Regions from separate parts of the Homo sapiens genome. Here region 2 is linked to region 1. The links are chromatin loops, found by intact Hi-C in ENCODE. Cell type or tissue: sigmoid colon. All regions are shown on one strand. Each heading gives the region's core, and the rest is flanking DNA. Links, peaks and the distances in the headings are about the cores only.

Region 1 (8,291 bases), core at 2,948-5,447:
CCCTGATAATATCAATAAAGACCAGATTAATGCTTTTAAGGGTTTTTCACAAGAGATGTATCTCAGAATATAGTCAATATCTTAATAGACAACTAATTACTCCAGGCCTGAAATAGCATAATTATTAATGCTGAATAAATGATATCAAGATTTTTGATGAAAATCATATTGAGCTAAATGTTTGGCCCTTTACTGATATTTTTTATTTTCATTAAGATTGGAACTTACGTTGAATATTTATATTATGGTGGCCTTTAAAGTTCTTGCTGGTAAAGTGATATTTTAGTCAAGATTTGAAGGAAGTGAAGGAGCCAGCTATATGGATATCTGAGAGAAGAGCATTCCACTCAGAGGGAACAGCAAGTGCAACATTCCTGGACCCTGAGCTTCTTGGTGTCCTCAGGGAACACTGAAGAGGTCGGTGTAGATGGAGTATAATGAGGAAGAGAGAAAATAATAGGTGAAGTCAGAGAGGGAGCAAAAGATTGGGATATGAGGACTCCAGCTCTCACACTGAGATAAGAAGTCATTGGAGGATTTTAGGCACAAGAGTGGTTACTTTTTTAATGACTTCCTTTTTAAAGAGTTCACTCTGAGAGCTGTGTTGAGAATAGACCGAAGGAGACAAAAGCAGAATGAAAACCAACTAGGATGTTATTTCAGTAATTGACCCAAGAAAAGGTGGTGGCTTGCACCAGCGCAGTAGGTTGAATTTTGGACCTACTTTTGCTCACTTTTTCAATAAATGTCTATCAAGTCCCTACTATGTACTGATGCTACTTTGATTACTGGAAAAGCATGTGTAGCAAAAAATCGAACCCATGGTCTCTATTCCTCTCTGAATTTGGAGAAGGGAAGTTGGGGGCAGAAACAGGCAACATAGTTGTAAGAAATAGGCAAGATAAATTTCAGATAGCAATATGCAGTGTGAAACAAATTAACCAGTTTAATGTGACAGAGTGACTGGCTGGGTGGATGGATGCTACTTTGCTACTTCAGATTATCTCTTTGGGAAAGGCCACTCTAAAGACCAGGTAACCTATTGGCTTGGACATGGATGATGAGAAGAAGGAAGCCAAGTGAGTATCTGGTGGGTGATTGCTCCAGGTAGAATGAACTGCAAGTTTGCAATCAGAGAAGCACATGAGGCTTGCTCAATAAACAAATGGAAGACTAGTAGTGTGACTGGCTGGAGAACAGTGAAACAACTATAAAGTCATAGAAGTGAGATTAGGGAGGAAGATTACTGGGGGTCTTGGAGGTCATAATAGGGAATTTGGATTTTATTCTAAGCATTTTAGAAAGTCATGGGAGGGCTTTAAGTAAAACATGGCATGCTCTACTTCACATTTTCAGAAAATCCCTCTGGCTTTTTTGCAGAGTGTTGACTCTGTTAGAGACGTACAAGTAGAGAGCTCCAGCAAGCTGGAAATAGGAGTCTGTAGTCCAGCAGAGAAGTCAGGCTTGAAGATACAAATTGAGGAGTCATCAAAGTATGGATGACATTGGAAGAGAAGGAGCAAGATGACATGACTTCAAGAGTGGGTGCAGGTGGGCTGCTTCCCATCATGGTAAGACTCTCCTGTTCTTATCTTCCAATCTCTCCTCAACCAACTCCAGTTCACATCTATAACCCCACCACACTACTGAATCTGCCTTCGTTAAGATCACCGTTCTTTCCCTGAAACACAAAGTGAATGGATTTAGTAAAAAAATAGTTAGGAGGCAGGAAAATTGAGAAGAATTAGAGCAATGTCACAGTGATAAGACTCTAGCAGAGAAAGATCAATGCCTCCAACATATTAAGAACTGAAAAGTGTCAAGGAGGGTTTATACCATATTTGAGAGCAAAATTCTAAGAAACATTGAGGCTTGGCTCTGACTTCTCAGATCCCAACTGCTTGCCTGTGTTTCTGATCACCATCTGCTCCCGATTCCCAGGGCCAAGCTCTACCACAGACCCTTGTGTCTTCAAGTTGGGCCCCCCAGTGCTATCCTGGCATGCCACCTGCTATCTGTTGCCAGGCCTTTTCAGATACTATATTCTGCCTGCTATACTGAACCTCTCTCCTGTATCTCAAATACATACATTTCCTTTCCTACCTTCTCTTGAGCAGTTCTAGTCCTAATTTCTGGATTCTTTAGTCTATATATCTTATAATAACTAATAAGGCTCTGGTCAGCCATGCCTTTCGATGGGACACTTACTAACCAACCCACTACTCTGTTACAGTATTTTTTAGGGTCTAGAAGATGACAAGCACTGGATTTTGAATTCATCCTCAAAAGGTCCTTGGCTCATTTTATATACTTTGTGATTGAGCCAGGTCAAACCCCAATAAATGCTGTGCCCCTCTAAGTAAGCACATGCTCTTGTATATTTACCAGAAGCAATTGAAGCAGTGAAGGAAGAAGTGATAGAAGTCACTGAAAACTTCACTATATAAAAAGTCTTTTTTATATCTTGAACTAGGAAAGGCTGGACTAAAGTTCTGCCAACAGCGAGGCTCACTCCATTAGTTATAACTCTTCTTCCTACTGCTTGGCAAATCAAGATATAAGAGTCCTTCTGGGGGAGCCACTTTTAACTCCTCTGGGGGAGTTGAAAAGCAAATATCATGTTAATCTTAAAAATCAGTTTCTCTATTTCATTATTTTTGAACCTACAATTCAATATATGTTCATTGAATTACAGAGTCTATTATTTATTTGAAGCTTGTTATGGGTTAAATTGTGTCCTTCCAAAATTCTTATGTTGAAATCCTAATCCCAAGTATCCCATAATGGGACCAAGTACCTCAGAATGGGAAATAGAGTCATTGCAGATGTAATTAATTAAGAGATGTAATTAATTAAGATACTGGAGTAAGATGGGTCCCTAATCCAGTATGACTGGTGTCCTTCTGAAAAAGCAAAATGTGGACATAGATACACACACAGAGAAATGTCATATGAAGAGAGAGGGCAGAGATGTAAAAGCCGAGGAACATTAAATATTGCCAGCAAACTGCCAGGAGAGAGGTTTGGAACAGATTTTCCTGCACAGCCCTCAGCAGGAACCAATCCCACTGACATCTTGATTTTGGGTTTCCAGTCTCCAGAACTGTGACACAATAAGTCTCTGTTGTTTAAGCCACCCAGTTTGTGGTTCTTATACTAGCCCTAGCAAACTAATACAAAGCCTGAGCAGACACAAATTATATTAGCCACAATAATTTAGCAATATTTTCAGTTTTGCATTAATGAAAGTACAGCCCAATTTGTCCACCCTTTGGAATTTTGCCAGCATAAACCCTCATCCCATCAAAATCATCACAAATTAGGAAGAGAAAACAAAGGGTGGGGGCAAAAGGGGTGTAAACACATGCTCATTTTTCTGAAGAGGCCGAAGGAGTGCTTCTTCATGTAGGCATATTTCCAAAGAGGCTGAAGAAAAAAATATGTATTCAAAAAGAACATTTACTCCTGTTGTTAAGTCAATGCCTCACAACATCACTACAGTATCAGACACGAAAATTAGGCCAGAATTATGCAGTTGAGTCTAATGCTGTCTGTTCAGGCTTCAGTGATAGACAAAAAGAAATAGTTGCATTTTGTATGGTAATTGGCTGGAGATGTGCAGTACGCATTTACAAACCATGTCAGGACATTTTTGCATATCAGAAAACAATCTAACACATTTCATGAGACACTTGTGCAGTCCATGAATTTTAATTATCTATGAAGCCTTGGACAAAGAGTACAATACGAAACACTTCAATAATAGCAATAATAAATAATCTTTATCTTGCCATTGTTGGTGTCAATCACAAAATTTCATCTTTATTAATATTACATCATTATTTTATGAGAATAATTACTACTTTGTAGTATGAGTAAAATATGTGCTTATGGAAATATGAGACAAGGGCTGTATATTTCTTCTATTCAGCTGACACAGTGGAATCCAATAAAATAGAGAATGGAATGAGACTGAGTATGAAAGAGAAACACCAATTTCTTGTTTGTTCTTTTCAAAGTTGTACAAAACCCAAAGGACAAACCAGCTCAAACAACAATCTCTCCAAACTTGATCTGGTAGTTTGCCTTCAAGGAACATGTACTGAATGAGACACTAGGTTCCACACAGCTGGCCAAGGACTTTGGAAATCATTGCTCCTATTTTTAACCCCACATTCTTGAGCTGCCCACCCCCACCCTACCCAATCACACAGCTCAAGATTCCTTCTGAGCAATTCGGACTGGACAGAGCAGCACGTGGTATCCACGCAGCCAGACCCTAGCCAGCCTCACTTCCAAAACCTGTCAGTTAAAACTAATTTAGGGGTGAATCACGGGACCTCTGCTCACCACCCAATCTGTTTAGGAACATTGCTCTGTCCTTTTAACAGCCAGAGCTGCAGGCAACATGTACTCTGTTATGAGAGGGTAAGGAGTGTTCAGCTCACTTAGAATCTGATTGGCAGAGCAGCCTTAATACTTTATAATAGTTCTTAGAAATGTTTACGGAACGCAGTGTTTTGCACTGCAGTATAAAGCACACTATGTGCAGCCATACCCTAACCAGTTGTAGATCTGCTTGGGCAGAGGAATCTGTTTTCCCAAGAAGGGCAGTCTCTCTCTTTACTCCAAGAACTATAGAAGAGGCATTGAATTTAAATTGAAACAAGAGAGACTTAAATCAGATTTAAAGAGTTTAGGCCACTAAACTATAAATTTTTTGAAAATTTTTTATTTATTTTAATTTAAACTCTGAGATACACGGGCAGAACGTACAGGTTTGTTACATAGGTATACATATGCCCTGGTGGTTTGCTGCACCTATGAACCCATCATCTAGGTTTTAAGCCCCACCTGGATTAGGTATTTGTCCTAATGCTCTCCCTCCCCTAGCCCCCCAACCCCCGACAGGACCCAGTGTGTGATGTTCCCCTCCCTGTGACCATGTGTTCTCACTGTTCATCTTCCACTTATGAGTGAGAACATGCAGTGTTTGGATTTCAGAGTCTCTTTGTGGAGTTTTAAACAGTGACAAAGAGATGTATCTTTCACCCATTTTGGAATACCTAAATTAGTGCATTTGAGAAGACAAAGAAAAAATATAAGACTAAATGGTAGTGTTTTGTAGTTTTATGACTCTATGTTCTTTTCTGTTGTTATGAAATTGCTGTTGCTCTTTGGAGGAAGAAATCAGTTTTTCTAACTCTTGATGAATAAATGCTTCACATCTCACCCACGCGCACTCTTCCTTTAGGTGGTTTTGCTGTTAATTCGCTTTAACTACCTCTTTCTTCTCTGTGTTTGGTCTTCTAAAACTGGTTCTGCATAATAAATCCTAATAGTCCTGTTGTGGATGAAGAACTAAATTTAAAAATGTAACTTCTCACCAAGATGTCCCTGAAAGTTAACAAGGAAACCTCTGCTCCTCCCAAAGTCAAGATAAAGCAAAGTCTTTGAAGGCCAAAAAGGCAGTGCAGAAAAGTATCCACAACCATACTCAAAAGATCCTCACACTACTCCACTTCTGGTGGCCCAAGACTCTGCAGCTTTTAAGGCAGCAAAATGTCCTTAGAAAAGTACCACCAGGAGAAGCAAGCTTGATCACTCTGCCATCATGTTCCACTTGAATCAGACAAGAATAGGGAAGACAATACATATGTGTTCATTTTAGATGTCAAAACCAACATGCACCAGTTCCAAAGGCTGTGAAGAAGCTTCATGACACTAACATGGCCAAGATCAACACACTGATCAGGCCTGATGAACAAAAAAAGGCTTGACTATGATGCTTTGGATGTTGCCAACAAAATTGGGATCATCGAAAGAACACTCAGATGGCTAATTTTAAATACAAAAATTTCAGATTTCTTTGTGATTCTGTGATTAGTTCAGCTTGACAAGAAGAAGAGAGAAAGGAAAATGGCATTTCTGTCCTCATGTTTCTCCTCTTTGTGCATCTAGATGATGAATGGTGGGTGAATGGGGGCAAAAGGTCTTGGTCAATAAAAGAAAATCTGAAAATCTTCCTGAGGCCATCTGTGTCTAGGTTTTAAATTCTTCGCTCGGTGGAAGAGATTTGATGATGAGAATTCAGAGATACAATCCTTTTCTTATCCTACCTATGTCAATAGCTCTTGATTCAAATGCTATTATTAAATTATTTTTTCATTCATTCAGCAAAGATTCATTGAGCACATATTATGTGCTAGCTTTCACTCTAGCTCCAGGGTTACAGCTCTGAAACACTTGACAAATGTTTCTACCTTCATAGACTTCACTTGTACTAAGAAGAGATGGACATTAGACAAGTAAATAAGTGGATTCAGTAGAATGTCAGATGGCTGAAAATGTTATGGAGAAAAATTAAGCAGGAAGGGTCATGAGGAGTAAGAGGGGAATGAACATTGAAGTTTGGCAGGGTGGGCAGGCAGGACTTGGCTGAGAAGAAAATATTTGGGTAAATATCTAAAGGAGGGGGCAGAGTTGGATGTGGATATTTGCAGGAAGAGCATTCCAGGCAGAAGAAATAACAAATACAAAGCCCTGAACATGTACCAGACAGAACATTTGTCAAAGCATCTCATCTCTCTTCTACCGTAAAATAAAATTCTGCTCTAACAGGGTAGTGAAGAACGTATTAATCCTGCACCAATACTATTGTTCATTTAGCTCACAAGTTCATTACCACAATTTGATGGTATGAACTGCCTTGGAACTTGGTCCATGTGTTAACATTCATCGTATTTTGTTTTCTTTTTGTTTTTATTTTGTACTGGTAACACATAAATACTTTCTTGTTGAAAAGATGCAAACAATAGGCCTGGCGCGGTGGCTCACGCCTATAATCCCAGAACTTTGGGAGGCCGAGTCGGGTGGATCACGAGGTCAGGAGATCGAGACCATCCTGGCTAACACAGGGAAACCCCATCTCTACTAAAAATACAAAAAATTAGCCGGGCGTGGTGGCTGGCGCCTGTAGTTCCAGCTACTCGAAAGGCTGAGGCAGGAGAATGGCGTGATCCCAGGAGGCGGAGCTTGCAGTGAACCGAGACCACAACCGTGCACTCCAGCCTGGGCAACAGAGTGAGACTCCATCTCAAAAAAAAAAAAAAGATGCAAACAATACAGAAATTTATAGAGTGAAGTGTGGTTACCCCATCCAACTTCTCTTGCTATACTTCTTATCAACCTACCAACGTTCTTACTTCAGAACAAACTACTGTTAATAGTTTGATATACATTCATCAGTCATTTTTTCATTTATATATGCATGTATATGAAGACGTAGTTTTTTTCATAAATGGGATCATACTTTACACGTTTTTTTGACAACTTGCTCTCAACATTGTGGAAGATTTATCTGAGTTATAGAGAAAGGTCTCTTATATTCTATAATAAAAGTGGAGTATTTCATGGTACAGATTTGCCACACATTATTCACACTCCCTATTGAAGGGTTGTTTTTATTTTTTAAATCACAAAAAGTGAATCTCTTTGTATGAAACTTACGGTGAAAATATGTAAATGTTTCTCTAAGATAGACATCCAGAATTTTGAGTAGATGGATATATGTGAGGTTTGTTATTTACTTTTTTGTAATGGTGATATACAGAGGTATGATCCACATACCATAAAATTTACCCAAAGTATAAAATGTAATGATTTTAGTATATTCGGAATTGTGCAATCAATAAATTTTAGAACATTTTTATTACCCCCCCAAAACACACAAACCATCTAAGCCATCACTCCTCAATCTTCTCCTCCCTTTCGGGGAAACCCCTAATCTACTTCTGTCTCTATAGCTTTACTTCTTATGGATATTCCATATAAATGGAATCAGAAAATTTTTGGTTTTGTGTCTGCCTTTTTTCACTTAGCATAATGTTTCTAAGGTTTATTCACATTGTGGCATGCATCAGCACTTCGTTTCTTTTAACTGCATAATAATATTCATTTGTACGAATATACATTTTATTTATCCATTTATTGGTTGATGGATATTTGGGTTGCTTACATCTCTGAGCACTTATGAATAACGCTGCTATGAATATTAATGCACAAATTTTTATGTAAACTTATATTTTTCATTCTCTTGGGTGTATACCTAGGAGTGGAATTCTTGTGTCAAATGGTAACTCTCTACATTGAGCAAAAGAGAACCTACGTTCCTTCACAAAGGACGTTCATGCTTTAATTTATAAAGATCTTTCATTTCAAACTCTGGATGCTGAAGCAAAAGTGGCATTGGAAATATTACAACACAAGTACAAAACAGATTTCACAGAAAA
Region 2 (8,291 bases), core at 3,169-5,668, 330 kb before region 1:
CTCAGTGGTCCTTCTAAGGATACAAGCTGCTCCCTCTTAAAGAGGCTCTGTAGTTTTTACTCTCTCTCTCTTTCTGTCTTGCTCGCACATTCATATACCATTTGAGGCTCACATAATGGATCAGGCTATTTACTTTCCCTTTCAAGAAACCTTGTCATTTGATTGGGATAGATCTGATATCTGGGACATCTGGGTCATGTGTTATTAGGAGGAGAATCTAACTGACCTTTCCCACCTCCCCACCTCCTATAATAAATGCTTCTCTCTAACATCTTCTGCTTTCTTCTCTTTAAAGTGACCCCTGCCTATAGCAACCTTATGAGTGGGCACAGGGCATAGTTAACTTCCAGAGGCATTTGCTGTCTCAGACAGAGCTGCAGCTGCCTGGGGCTGGTAGAAAGTCTACTGGTTGATCATCAGTTCGGACTAATCATTACCCACTAAGCATAGATGACCATGTGGAGGGCAGGCTGCAATGGACGGTGCTTTACTTTCCCTTGCCAGGGCTGTCTAGATGAACCAGACTTCCACCAAACTGGAAGTAGCATTGGAGACACTTTCCAGGTTACAGTGTGAGGTGTTAGAATGAATACTCCAGTTCAGTGTGGGTGGACTCACGTATCTGCATTTTAAACAAGTGCCCATTTGATTCTTGTGGAAACTAACTTTTCTTCCAAGCTGTAACCGCTAGCTAACTTTATATTACATAGTCATCTGATTATTGCCTTCCTGCTTCACACCCACTCCCTGCCCTCCCTGTAGAATGCTCCAGGATTATACAAAATTTGTCTTTTGGCTTGCTACTACATGTATCTCCAGAATCTGGTACATAATAGATGTTTAAATGACTACTTATTAAATGAGTTAAAGTCTAAAAAACAGTCTATCTTGACAGGTTGCAGAATACTGATGACTCATGTGTTTCTTATAATAAAATTTCCTCCTGATATGTTGTGATAACATTCTTGTGAGTGTGTTTGAATATGTGGAGGTAGATGGAAGGAAAGATTGGTTTAATTCACTACTCTGCCCCAGGATTTAGGATGTGGACTTGAGCCAAATAAATGCAATATCTCTGGATTTTAAACTAGACCACTTATACTGTGGGCCTATATGCTTTTAAAAACATTATTTCTGTTAAAACCAGACTTCTATACTGAACCAATTGAACAGATAGTCTAGAATAAAATAATTTGCTGTTAGAGTTTGACTGTAAATCAGCCTCTGTATAAAGAAAATGTTTGACGGTCTTATGGCAGTGAAACATAAACAAACTGTAAATACATTCTTTTCACTGGTTTGTCAGGCTGGGCAAAACTTGACTGTTCACATCATCTTTGTATGGTCTATCAAAGTCTCAAATGAAAATATATTTTTGAGCTTTGTAAGATCCCAACAAAGAAAAATAAAGAGTTCCTTCGTCTACAGACCAAGCACAAGTATTAGGTGGCCTGCCAAGCTCCAAGCAGAACAAGAATGTGGCTGTTGCAGCCAAGTTCAGCTATCATAAATTTAAATATGCATTCCTTCTACTTGAGAATGGCTTATTTCCGTCACTTAGAGGAAGAGCTGACTCTTCCCTTGCAGACAAGCACCAGGCTTGGAAAAAAGCTATAAAGTAAATTAAAGTACCACAAGGTATTTACTAGCCTGCAAAATGTGCACCACGTTTAAGATCTTTCCAGCATGCTTCGTGATGAGGCTAAACAGATGAAATTATGCAACTATAGCCAAACTCCATCTCCAGTCTTACCTGTAAATGGTAACTCACAACCAAAGGGAGCAGAAAAAGAAATACTGGAAAGGAGAGAAACCAAATTTTGTGCTGCTTCACTGAGAAACATTTAAATGAAGGATAAAGAGCCAAGGGAAGCACCGGGAAAGAAAATATAATTTTCACTACACTCTATCGGAACCACCACCCCGATAATAGTGTTATTGGCACATTAGCTGTATGGTTGTGTTTACTGAAGTATTCTTTGGATACAGGTCATATGGTCAGGCTATCCTGTATTTAAAAAGCAAGATTGGTCTTAGAGATAAGACCAGGCAAGTCATCAAATATAATGCTTAATTATGTGGAGGGAGGACATTTACAACCAGGAACCGGAACTGAGCTGAGATGTTGAAGTGATTGACCAGTGAGAATTCACTTGAAGCCTGAACAGGGACAAAGAAAAGGATGTTTGGACACTGACTCTTACGTATCAAAAAGAAAAAAAGGATTTGCATGGGGCAGCAAAATGAAAGTTAGGAAGCAAGAATCCTTGAAAATTTCTATAAACATTGTGAATTGACATTGCCTTGTATCCAAATTAACTCTGGTAGCTCCACGTTACCTTGACGGGTGAATATTTTCTCACATCTTTGATTTTTTTCTTATGATTTTATCATGTAAATAAAGAAGAAGGAAGAAGGGAAGGTAATGAACATGTATTGAGTGTCTACTATGTGTCCAGAGTGTTACATATGTGCTCATAAAGTTCCCAAATTCTCTTGCCTTTGGGGTTTCTTTTAAATGCTCAACAAATGTAACCCGATGCTCCATTCCACAGGTTCTCATCTTCCTGAGTTTCCCCTTTCTTAGTAATCTTGTGCTTGCTAGAAAATGCACCCTCAGTCCTCTGATCTGGCTTTTGTCATCTCTCACATTAGACTTCTCTTTCAGGCATTTCTCTTCACACTTTTTGATTTCTGTAATGCCCTCTGGCTTCTCCCCACCCTGAGGCACTCTTGGTATGAACAAATACTCTTCTCCTTTTCTCAGAAAGCATGGTTACTACCTACCAATTTTTAATGTATGATAAAACTTTACAAATAGCTTGAGAATAACAGAAGACAATTACAATGCCAAGATGGAAAATTCAGACTATATATCAGACATTCCTACTCCTGGAAACACAAACCAAGCTCCTTCACAAAGGATCAGTGATTGGTTGCTTCCTCCTGAGCCCCAGTCTGCTACCCTGGTCAGGGGCTGTCCCCACTCCCTCAACTCTGTACTCACTAGACTTAGGCCAAGTTTCCCTCAACCTGTCTTAATGTCCCAGACCTGTCTTAATGTCTTAATTATTGTGCATAGAAGTCTAGCTCCTCATTCTCCAAAATGTCTTAGTTGTGAAATGGGATTTGGCCTTTTCCTTTGGATAATGAAATCCCCCTTGAAATGCTCTTCACAGACAAAAGCGTCAACTTCCTCCAAAAGCACATTCTTGAGCAACAGTTACAAATTGCAGGTGGCTTTCAGATAGTAATTATATATATATATTTTAATTATTATATGTATATATATATTTTTCTTCTTCTTAGACATGGCTACACACATTGCTATGATCTGAATATGTCACCCCAAATTTATGTGTTGGAAACTTAATTTCCAATGCAACTGTGTTGGGAGGTGGGGCCTAGTAAGAGGTGTTTAGGTCATGAGGGCTCTGCCCTCATTAATGGATTAATGCCACGATCTAAAGGGCTTGTGGGGTTGGGTTTGCTCTCTTCTGCTCTTCTGCCATGTGAGGACACTGTAAGAAGTCCTTACCAGATGTTGGTGCTATGATCTTGGACTTCTCAGCCTCCAGAACCGTGAGGAATAAATTTTTGTTCTTTATAAACTACCCAGTCTCAGGTATTTTGTTATAGCAGCAAATATTAAGTAAAATATATGTAGCCCAAATTTTCTATCTATTTAATTGCTCATTGTCTGTCTTCCCTTACTGGAATGTAAGCTCCATAAAGGTATGATTTTTGTGTATGTATGTATTGCTATATCTAAAACAGTGTCTGACACTTAATAGGCACTCAGTATACGTTTGTCAAGTGAATAAATCTTATTTAACCCTCAATATAAGCCTGTGGGATAAGTATTATATTTTATTTATTTATTTTTTTTATTTTTAAGAGATAGAGTCTTGCTCTATAACCTACGCTGGAGTGCAGTGGCATGATCATAGCTCACTGTAACCTTGAAAACTCCTGGGCTCAAGTGATCCTCCTGCCTCAGCCTCCTGAGTAGCTGGGACTAAAATACATATTTTAAATATATATATATATTTTATATATTATAAAAATATATTTAAAATATACAATTATATATTATATATTATTTATATATAAATGAAAAATGTATATGTATTTTTTGTAGAGATGGTGTCTTGCTATGAAGTCTAGGCTGCTTTCAAACTCCTGGCCTCAAGTGATCCTTCCACCTAGGACTTTCAAAACATTGGAATTATAGGCAGAAGCTGCCATGCCTGGCCCAAGATAAGTATTATTACCCTTATTTTCCAGAAGAGAAAAAAGAATTTAAAAGAATATAAATGACTTTTCCAGCCTCCCACAGATAGGAAGTGCTACAACAGTTTTGATGAGCTTCAGAGCCAATGCTATTTCTGATACATTTACTTTTTTTCATGTTGTTCCCAAATAGCATTTGCCAACTCACATTTATTAAAGGTTTTGTCTGAGCTTATCCAGGCTTTTAAAGAGGACTCTTTCTCAGGGGAATAATGGGGGTGGTGACAGAGTCCCAAGGGAAATGCAACAGTGTGGAGTCAGAACCACATATTCTAAGGTCTTTAACTTCTTGAAATTCCTCCTAAATTCAATTCTTACCTTTGATAAAAACAAAACAAAACAAAAACCCTAGTGACTGGTAACCTTTGCATGGTTTTCCAGCATGGATTTGTTCCAGGTTTGAGAGTTCTTTGTTCTCTCTCCTGGTCCAAAGCCTAGTCTTGAAGAGCTTGTTGCATTTTGATGCCATGGAAGAGAACAAACTTGGATAATTGACAGTGGAAAAAATTCACAACTTTAAAACCCTGAGGCCCACTGTGTCAAACCTGTACACTCACAGGCCACCATGAGTTAAGAAGAGAAGCAGAAGAAAGAGCAAGAAAGAAAATAAATTCTTAGCAAGATCACTTCAGCCCCCAAATCATTTCATGGATCTTATTTGCTTTGTTACCTACAATGGTATCTAACTCATAGTACATAAATAAGTAATAAATATCTGATAGTTGACTAACTGGATGAATTCCTTTTACGTTGTGTATTCTCTTTGCTTTTAAATCTGGACCCACCTCATGTACTTTGTTCTTGAGAACTCTCTAGGGTCTTTCTGAAGGACTGTAGAGCTGGTAGCTTTATGGTTTCACATCTCAAGATGTCAAGTTTGTCGACTTCATATGCCTGAGGTACAGGGAATATGCAGAAAAGAGCTAGACAAAAATGGAAGAAGCTGCCCAACTAAAAGTTTCCATAGTAACCATGTCTATGCTACCCCTTACTCCTTTCAGGAAACAACAATCATCCGCTCTAAACAAGTGATCTGAATAGGAGTGGCTGTCTTGTTAGGTGCTTCCTTCTCTCTGGCCCCTTAGTTAAGTTGGTCGAGAGTTGCACTGAGTCAGCCTAGACATACTTCCTCCCTGTTTCTTTTTCTTTTCTTTTTTTTGAGACAGAGCCTCACTCTGTTGCTCAGGCTGGAGTGCAGGGACACAATTTTGGCTCCCTGAAACTTCTGCCTCCAAGGTTCAAGCGATTCTCTTGCCTCAGTCTTTGGAGCAGCTGGGATTTCAGGCATGTGCCATCATACCCAGCTACTTTTTGTAGTTTTAGTAGAGCTGGGGTTTCCCCATGTTGGCCAGGCTGGTCTTGAACTCCTGACCGCAGGTGATCTGCCCACCTTGGCCTCCTACAGTGCTGGGATTACAGGCCCACCTGTTTCTTTTTTCAATCTGAAATCTGTAGGGAAGATTTTACTTCTGATTGGGAAGTTATTAGGGACTTGGTGTGAACATAGGACTGGTGATGACTAGATTCCTGCCACCTAGAGAAACTGTTTTATGAAAGTACTGCCAGCAATTTTTCTAATAGTCAAAAAGCGAAAGTAACCCAAATGTCTGTCAACTGATGAATAGATAAAAATTGGCATATCCATAACAATGAATATTATTCAGTCATTAAAAGGAATGAATTACTGACACATGCTACAACATGGATGCATTTTAAAAACATTATGCTAGGTGAAATAAGCCAGTCATAAAAGATCATGTATTTTATGATTTCATTTATATGAAATATTCAGAAAACACAAACCTGTTGAGATGGAACATAAACTAGAGGTTACCTAGAAGTGGGAGTGATGGTAAGGTTTTGGGGAGGGTTGATGGCTAAGGGGTGAAAGGTTTCTTTATGGAGTAATGAAAATATCCTAAAATTTATTATCATGACAGGTGCAAAACTCTGTGATTATACTAAAGTCATTAAATTGTACACTTTAAGTGGGTCAGATGTATGGCATGCAAATTATATCTCAATAAAGCAGTTAAACAAGAGAGAGAAATAGAGTAATACTAACCATAACAGAAGTAGATGCATGTTGTTTGAGTTGCTGGTTCTAAACTTTTGTTATGTATATTCCAGCCTTAATCTCTCCAAAGTTTGGTTTGATGAGCCAATACAATCTCAATGCCTTTCTCTTCTTCCTTTCCTCCCCTTTTTCTTTTTAAAATTTTGCTTAAGCAAATTCATGGTGATTTTCTGTCATTTGCCATAACAGCCCTCCTGTTACAAGGGAATTATATTTCCAAGGAGGTCGGGATGTACCGTCCCATCAGAAGACTGCTCTTCACACTGCGTAAAATACTATCACAGATCCTTACACATATGGATGCTCAGTAAATGCTTAAATCTAAACTTAAATGATGGAGTTTTTTCCATGGGGTATTAGATTCAGTGCTTCTGTCTCTTTAGCTCAAGTCGGTTTTCTTCAAAGGCGTTATGTTGATTATCTTCGAAATCCTATCTGGGAGCTTTTTCCAGCATTCACAATTTCCTCTGAAAAAAAATTAAGCTTTCACTTGCTGCCTTGAATTTAATGGGACCATATTTATGGACTTACAGATCTATTTTTGGGTGTTCCCACAAGTCTTTAGGTGGTAGGCAGAGTTTTGAAAAATTACTTTTCAAACCTAAGCAAATGAAATAATTGCAGGTTACAGTGGACACCAGCATGTACAGAGGCAGGCTGCTGTGGCTCCATTGCCCAATGCAAGCATGTACACGTGCATGCAGACACACTCCATATCCACTCACATCCCTACCTTTGTGCTTAAAGGTGTTTGTGTTGCCAGATAATTCTTGAACTGTGTCTGGCCTGTTGGGAAATTCAGGAAAAGCAAATGCTAGCAAATATTCTATTACACTTATTTAAATATGTGGAAAATGCAACTGCATGATGCAGCACAATGATTACGTTTTAACTCTTTATGAAAGAACACTTATTTAGAGCAGTGGTTCTCAGACTTTACTATGCATCATAATCACCTCAAGGGCACGTTGAAACACCGGTTGCAGTGCTGTTTCTGATACACTTAATTATTTTCATATTGTTCCCCAATAGCGTTTGCCAACACCTAGAGTTTCTGATCCAGTAGGTCCAGGGTAGGCCTGTGAATGTGCATTTCTAACAAGTTCGTGGGGGTTGCTGCTGCTGCTGCTGCGGCTGCTGGTCTGGGGAACACACTTTGAGAGCCATTGACTTATAGTATAAAGTCGGGTGCTTGATTTTTCTAAACCGATACTTAATTTGGGGACTAATATTTCTTAGGGCTTAGAATTGTAACTTGATCTAGTGACTTGGAGGTGAAAACTTCATAGCTCATTTCTCATTCCTGAAGCCTCAGTTTTAAATTAAATGGTCATTGTTTTAGTTTCTAAATGTTCCATTGCAAACATCAGTTTTTGTCCAATTCTATGGTTGTGCTTTCCACATCAGCTAATTCCCAACATCATTAAAAATCCTAGGGGGACAGCGGAAAATGTAAATTCCCAACTGAGCAGGATCTGGCAGAGAGGTAGGGGAGGAGGGTGGAGTGGCTGGATTCTCAACTGTCAAATGCACAACTATCTAAAAATAAGTCCCCTCAGTCAAGAAGACTGGCTCAGAGATGAAAACTGGGGATGATTAAGAACTGTTCGCAGAATTGCCTTTGAGGTATATAAGTCTTCATGTGACATTTTCTTTTTTTCCTTCCACTGAGAGAAAAAAAAAATGTGCTGAAACACCGAAATACCAAATTTTGTGTGACTTCAAATAACATTATGAGAAAGGGCAAGTCAGCAAGGAGGACACAAGGAATTTCAGTGCTCAGCTTTAAAATATTTTTGCTAAGTTTATTAGGCCCTCTATAAAAGCAGTGTTCTGTGTGTGTGGTATGTAGGCACACATACATATATTACATTCTTACATACATATGTCCGTGTCTTTTATCAGACCTTTGGATCTTTCA

What was found. Peaks named below come from ENCODE experiments on the same cell type or tissue, not always from the same donor. Only the 100,000 strongest peaks of a DNase experiment are listed, where the experiment ranks them.
Region 2: a loop joins it to region 1, with 10 times the contacts of the local background. A loop is called at or near these places in 2 of 110 quality-filtered maps.

Annotation. Positions count from the first base shown.
Region 1 is chr5:67,690,301-67,698,591 of GRCh38, reverse strand. It overlaps the pseudogene LOC359819. Among named protein-coding and RNA genes, the nearest start is that of LINC02242, 48 kb to the right of the region's middle. In sigmoid colon, for the core only: no CTCF peak of the experiment used is centred there; a DNase peak (open chromatin) is centred at 4,261.
Region 2 is chr5:68,020,985-68,029,275 of GRCh38, reverse strand. No RefSeq gene overlaps it. Among named protein-coding and RNA genes, the nearest start is that of LINC02219, 160 kb to the left of the region's middle. In sigmoid colon, for the core only: no CTCF peak of the experiment used is centred there; no DNase peak of the experiment used is centred there.